2 separate regions of the Homo sapiens genome follow, and region 1 is linked to region 2. Evidence: chromatin contacts called from ENCODE Hi-C data. All regions are on one chromosome and are shown on one strand. Each heading gives the region's core, a stretch centred on a gene start or an enhancer-like site at or near the end of the contact. The rest is flanking DNA. Distances are from core to core; before and after follow the strand shown. Region 1 holds the start of KLHL13 (kelch like family member 13). Region 2 holds the start of WDR44 (WD repeat domain 44).

Region 1 (2,700 bases), core at 45-2,544, 230 kb after region 2:
TGATTATTCTCAAATTTACCTAAAACCTACTACTAGAATTTCAGTGTATGTAAGTTGAAATACAAAGTCAGCAATGTTGAAGATCTCAGATCCCAGAGGGAGAAATCCTAGAAAACATAAAGATTCCACACTCACCGCATCACTTCCTTAAGAAGAAGAAGAAGAAAAAAACAGCCAAAGAAAAAAAATCACAATAGTGATTAAACTGGTTGCTAAGAGCAAACTCCCTTTATTTTCCCAAGGAGGAGTCTGGAATTATAAGTAGAAAGGGCAAAGGAATAGGTGTAAGAAGGTGGCCCCAGGCTGTAACCGTCAAGAAGGCAAAGAATGAATAGAAGACAAGCAAGGGGAAAAACAGGCTTGACTGGGGTTTTTTTTGGGGGCTAGGCTGATAGAGCAGAATCAAGATTCTGACTTAGAAGAGCAGTCCCACCAGAGTTTGGAAGCAGTTTGCATAGTGGTTAAGAGCCTGGGTACCAGAATCACACCGCTTGGGATCCTGAGTCCCGCTCTGCCACTTACTATTTATGTAACCTCTGGCAACTTGGTTAACCTATACACCTCAGTTTTGTCACTTGTAAAATGGAGACAATAGTGTGTAACTTGTAGAGTAGCTGTGAATTAGGTAAGTTGATGCTTCAGTGCTTGGTTCATAGCAGACGCTCAGTAAAATGTTAAACTGTTATTTGTAGTTTTTATCCTTCCTCTTTCTTAATGTTGTGTACTGCAGCAGGGAGGGGGAGGGATGAAGCGCTTATCCCACTAGAAGAGTGATATTTGTGTGAGAGCCTGGGTCAGGCTTATTTTGAGACGTGGGCCCCACTGAGGTGAGGTGGCACCGCTTCCAGGGCACACCCTTTGCTCGGGCCCCGCCGTGACTATGAGGAGGCCGAGGCCACGGCTGGCAGAATGCACGGGTGGACCTCCTTGGAGTGGCTAACCCGGGGCGGCTGCACTGTTGTCCCTGGATACTTGACACTTTTCACTTTTTCTGCCTCCCGGCACTAGAATCCATGTGGGCTCACACCAGAGCCTCCCGGTTTCCGAGGCGTGAGGGCCACTTAGCGGTCATTCAGCTTCAGGGTCCGGCCCTGTCACGCTTTCGCTACAGCCTGGGAGTTCCGTTCGGACCCCACACACCGTCCTAGCCCCGGCTCCCCGCCACCCTGCCTCCCGCGCAGGCGCCGCCGGGGCCACCCCCGCCGCCATGTTTCCCCCGCCCGCGCGCTCCCCCCCCCACTGCCCCCTCCCTCCCCAACTGGGTTCCCGCCCCCCTCCCTCAGCAGCCCCCCCACACCCTGGTGAGGTCAGGCGGAGGCTCTGCCGCTGCGGCCGCAGTAGCTCAGCTCCTATTCCTGGGAAGCCTGGAACGGGGACTTTTGAAAATAACTGCAGCGGCATTCGGGTTAGGGTCCGTGCTCTCCGCCTGCGCCAGGACAGGGTGAAGTGGTCGGGGCGAGCAGAGGGTGCGAAGGTGCGGGTGCTGGTGCCTCGCAGCAGGAGGGAGCCCCGGCTGCGCCGCGCGACTCCCTCTTTGGCCCTCGGAGCGCAGCACCCGGCGGACAAGCGGCGGGACGCCAGGACGCGGCGAGCAAGGTGAGGCAGGGTCCTGAAGTCACAGGGGCTCCAGCAGCCGCTTCCCTGCCTTCGGACCCGGCGCTGCGCGGTGCGCGGCGAGGAGTTGCGATCTGTACCAGGGGCAGAGGAGCAGAGGAGCAGGGAAACAGCTTCATTTTGCCCGCCGCCCCCTCTTTTTCTCCCGCGTGCTGGTGCGCGCCCTCATCCTTACACCTTCGCATCCCTTTCTGCCGGTCCCTCTGGCTCCGTCGGACGCCTGGGTTCTTCTAGGACCCCAGAACCCGGCTTTCCTGTGCTTCTTTGTCATCTCTCCAAGATCTTCTCCTCTGGGCCTCGCTGTTGCTGCCCTGACGGTCTGGGGTCCCGCTGCCCGCCCCGGCCCTACTGTCTCTTGCCCTCTAACAGTTTCTGCTTTGTGCCTCCTAATCCATCTCTCCTTCAGAATCTTCTAACTTAGGAGGCTCCTCTGCTGGCTCCCAAGTCAGGAGCACACTCCTCTTCTTCCTCGAAGCTTTTAACTTAGCTCTGAATGTCTTCAGCTCTGAATATTTTGACTTTTTTGTTTGTTTGTTTGTTTAATTACAGTTGACTAATGATTTTCTTGGAGGCTTATAGTCTAGGCTACAGTTTACTGAAAGTGATGAGATCATTCCTTCACTAAATAGCCTTAGTAAATATCAACTAGGGAACTTTAAAGTTTCTTTCTAGGTTTCATTAACTTAGTCCAAGAACAATAGCCACTTAAAATGTATGTATATATGTTGGTACGCAATCTTCGTACATGGTCCTAAATCTGATTCTTCCCTGGCTGCTGAGCAGGCCTGAGAGAGAGGATTGGTGGGAATTGTGATGCCTGGCTCCATTTCTCTAATTGTAAACTAGGATGTTAATCGTTTTAATGTAGTCAGAGGACTTTAGTGGTTTGGGATAAAGTCGCTCAAGTTAGCATAGGCTGGTAACTAAGCACATTGAATGGAGACTAAGAGACGCTGGGATTTAAAACTGTCTCTGGAGGGCACCTGCTTTCTTTTTTTTGAAGCCACAGTTTCTTAACAGTAGATTTCATGTTTGTATAAACCCTCTAAAAGCAGCATATTTTAAAACCACGTAGTTACAAAAAAG
Region 2 (2,700 bases), core at 99-2,598:
AAGTGGAGAAGTGGGTAAGTAAATACAAGTCCTAGTCAAGCGAGCATTCCAACTACTGTACTTCCTATTCAGAATCACCCATATTAATCACCACTAAAACATCTTGCAGAATTAGATAAAGAACACAAAGCTGGGGCTCTCCTTCCAATCACCAGATTACTCAGCACTTGTTTGTCCCTCTGCAGTCAGTTGTGCACATTTCTTCTGTCTGGCCATCCTTTTAGACCGCATTCTGCCTAATAGGGACCGTGTATTCGATTTCCTTTACCTCACGATAAGGTGTTATTTTAATAAAACACTGTTGATCTAGAGTACATTCGCTAGAGGACTTTCTTAAGCAAATACCCAACCTTCCCCCCGCTCCTTTTCGCTGTGTGCAAGAAAAAGAGGACGGCAAATAGGGGAGAGTTACAGCCACCTCTGAAGTGAATAGGTAAGTTAGCGGTAAACGGGAGAATAAAAAACTACAAGTTACATTTCTCCTGTTACTGCTCCTTTAATCTACGGTCCCCGAGGCCAAAACGGATGTTTGAAAGGTAAGCTCAGAACCCCACAGATACAAATCTCCGACTCAGGCACGTAAGCTGTTCCCCCTCACAGAAGGCTGGATCAGAAGAGAAACGGGCTCCGAGACCGACCCTGGGACCGTTCAGTAGGGAAACGGCCGGGAGGCTGCCCGAGGTGGCTGACTCCCCCTTCTCCGAGTCACCCCGCCCTAAGAAGCCCCAGGTCTGGGTTCTGAAGTCCTCCAGTGAGACGGGGAGGAACAGCGGTGGCGGACACAGCGGGACCTGGGAGGGGTGTAGGGGGAAGACACAGGAGATGCGGGGGGCTTGGGATGCCCGGCTTCCTGTCATAGCTGCAGTCACTTACCCCACGGGGTAGCCGCCCCCTAGGTGCACATCTTCAGGGGCATCATAGAATTCCTCGGTGTCGCTTTCCGACGCCATTTATAGGACACACCCGCGGGTGAGGGGGCCGGCGCCGCCTGGAGGAAGGGTGACTCTTGTCTCCTCCTCGTCGACCTCCACCCGGGCGAGACTGGGGAAGTGGGTCTCGGGCGAGGCTGAGGGAGCAGACGATCTGTAGCGAGGAGACTGTTAAGGAAAGGGGGCCGCCCTCAGTTGCCGGGCTTCGGGAATGACCGGCAAAGCGGCCGCCTGAAGAGGCGGCGGTTGGTCCAGGGAATGTTGCTGCCACCGCTCCCAGTGATAGGTGTATAAGGAGCGCGAAAGAGGCGGTGGCTCCTCGCAGTAAGGGAAGAAGGGCGCGCCGGCTACAGCGGCTCCAGTTTCTCCCGCAGCAGCAATTTACAGCAGCTGGAAGAGCTAGTTGCCCGCAAAATACCGACGCGCACCTACCCTCGCGAGATTTCGGAGGGGCGGTAATACGTGGGCGGGGCGAAGAGGTGGCGGGGGCGGTTCCAGAGAGGCAGCGCTCCGATTACTTCGGCCCGAGAAGCCTATCAAAACGGCGCAAGCGCGTTGAGGGCGTTCGGTGAGGGCCGGAAGTAGCCGAGAAGGGAGGGGGTGAGCCTCCCGAAGGGAGGAGTCTAGGACCTGCGCAGGAGCAGCGTGGTGCCCTGGCTCTGAGAGCGCGCGGCCGACGTAGGTGGGGTCAGGCAGAAAGTCTTACTCCCTAACTCTGCAGTTCCAAAGAGACGCGTTTTGAGAGGGGTGATTTTGAGTCGGTCTTTTACTTGTAAAGAAATACTCTCGGGAAACGTTGGTGTGGACATTTTGGCGTATATTTACGATGTCTTACTATCCAAGCCCGGAATGTCCCACCCTAGGGCGTCGGCAGGTCCACCACCTCTGGCGTTACGAGAATAACTCGCCCTTATTCACTACGAGATCTCTAATTGAGATCCCTAGATATGATCCTGCCGGCCAGAGGGTGGGGTCCTTGAGATATACACGGGGAGTGTGCCAGTTCCATGGTGTAATGATGGATTTATTGCTGGAGCTGAGCCAGTATTAGGCCTCCGGTTACTTTTTCTCCGCACATGTCTGTCGCTGCCAACACAGTGTGAGAGAAGTTCTTACATACTGCCCAAGATGTGCGTCAGCTAAATGGTAAATATTTATTGAGCAGATATCATTGCAAGCCTACGAGCTAATGGCTTAATTCTGATCCTCAACTGCCCAGCGTCCGGTGATAAAAATAGAAAGGTACTTTTTAAAAAACCGAGATGTTCCTTCTTAAACCACGGGTCATTGACCATCAAGGTGATAACATTGACTTTCAGTATGATCACACAGCATATTTATTTCTCCAACTGACATCATGATAGGCATTTTGAGCTGTTCGTGCAGCCTCAATTAGTATTCAAGAAAAGGCTGGATTGGAGCCAGGGGTATGGTCTCAGAGAAACTGGAAAGGGGCTCTAGACTTTGTCAAGCAATCAGGGCAAGGTCTGCTGTGGTCTAGTGGACTTGGGTAAAAACCAAATGTCATATACTGTATATTCTATAATACCCCAGGGAGTTTAGGGAAAACACTGCGTAATCAAATATATTAATATTTTTGCAGCAAGATATATGATTGTTCATACGGGATAAATAAATACAAGTAAATAGCCTCATTCAGTTTGAGTCAGACGCTTCTGCCAAATAAGTTTAAGATAGATCTATTTGACTGTCAAATAAATTACTAAAAAAAAAAAAAAACAGAAACTTGGTTTCCAGAGCTTTTGAAGTT

Evidence for each region. Hi-C counts contacts between places; a loop is a spot of excess contacts on that map. Pooled maps may share reads with other maps.
Region 1: a map of CD8-positive, alpha-beta T cell shows a loop between it and region 2 (6-fold over the local background). The contact joins the promoter of KLHL13 here to the promoter of WDR44 in region 2. A Hi-C loop is called at or near these places in 4 of 168 maps with a recorded cell type or tissue (CD8-positive, alpha-beta T cell, ascending aorta, sigmoid colon and 1 more) and 15 of 50 pooled maps.

What each region holds. Positions count from the first base shown.
Region 1 is chrX:118,115,404-118,118,103 of GRCh38, reverse strand. It overlaps KLHL13 (kelch like family member 13), which reads left to right and starts at 1,294. Exons shown (of 8, transcript NM_001168302.2): 1 at 1,294-1,596.
Region 2 is chrX:118,344,754-118,347,453 of GRCh38, reverse strand. It overlaps WDR44 (WD repeat domain 44), which reads right to left and starts at 1,348. Exons shown (of 20, transcript NM_019045.5): 1 at 874-1,348. The coding sequence starts at 950. RefSeq lists enhancers at 673-1,216, 1,758-1,807, 1,998-2,117.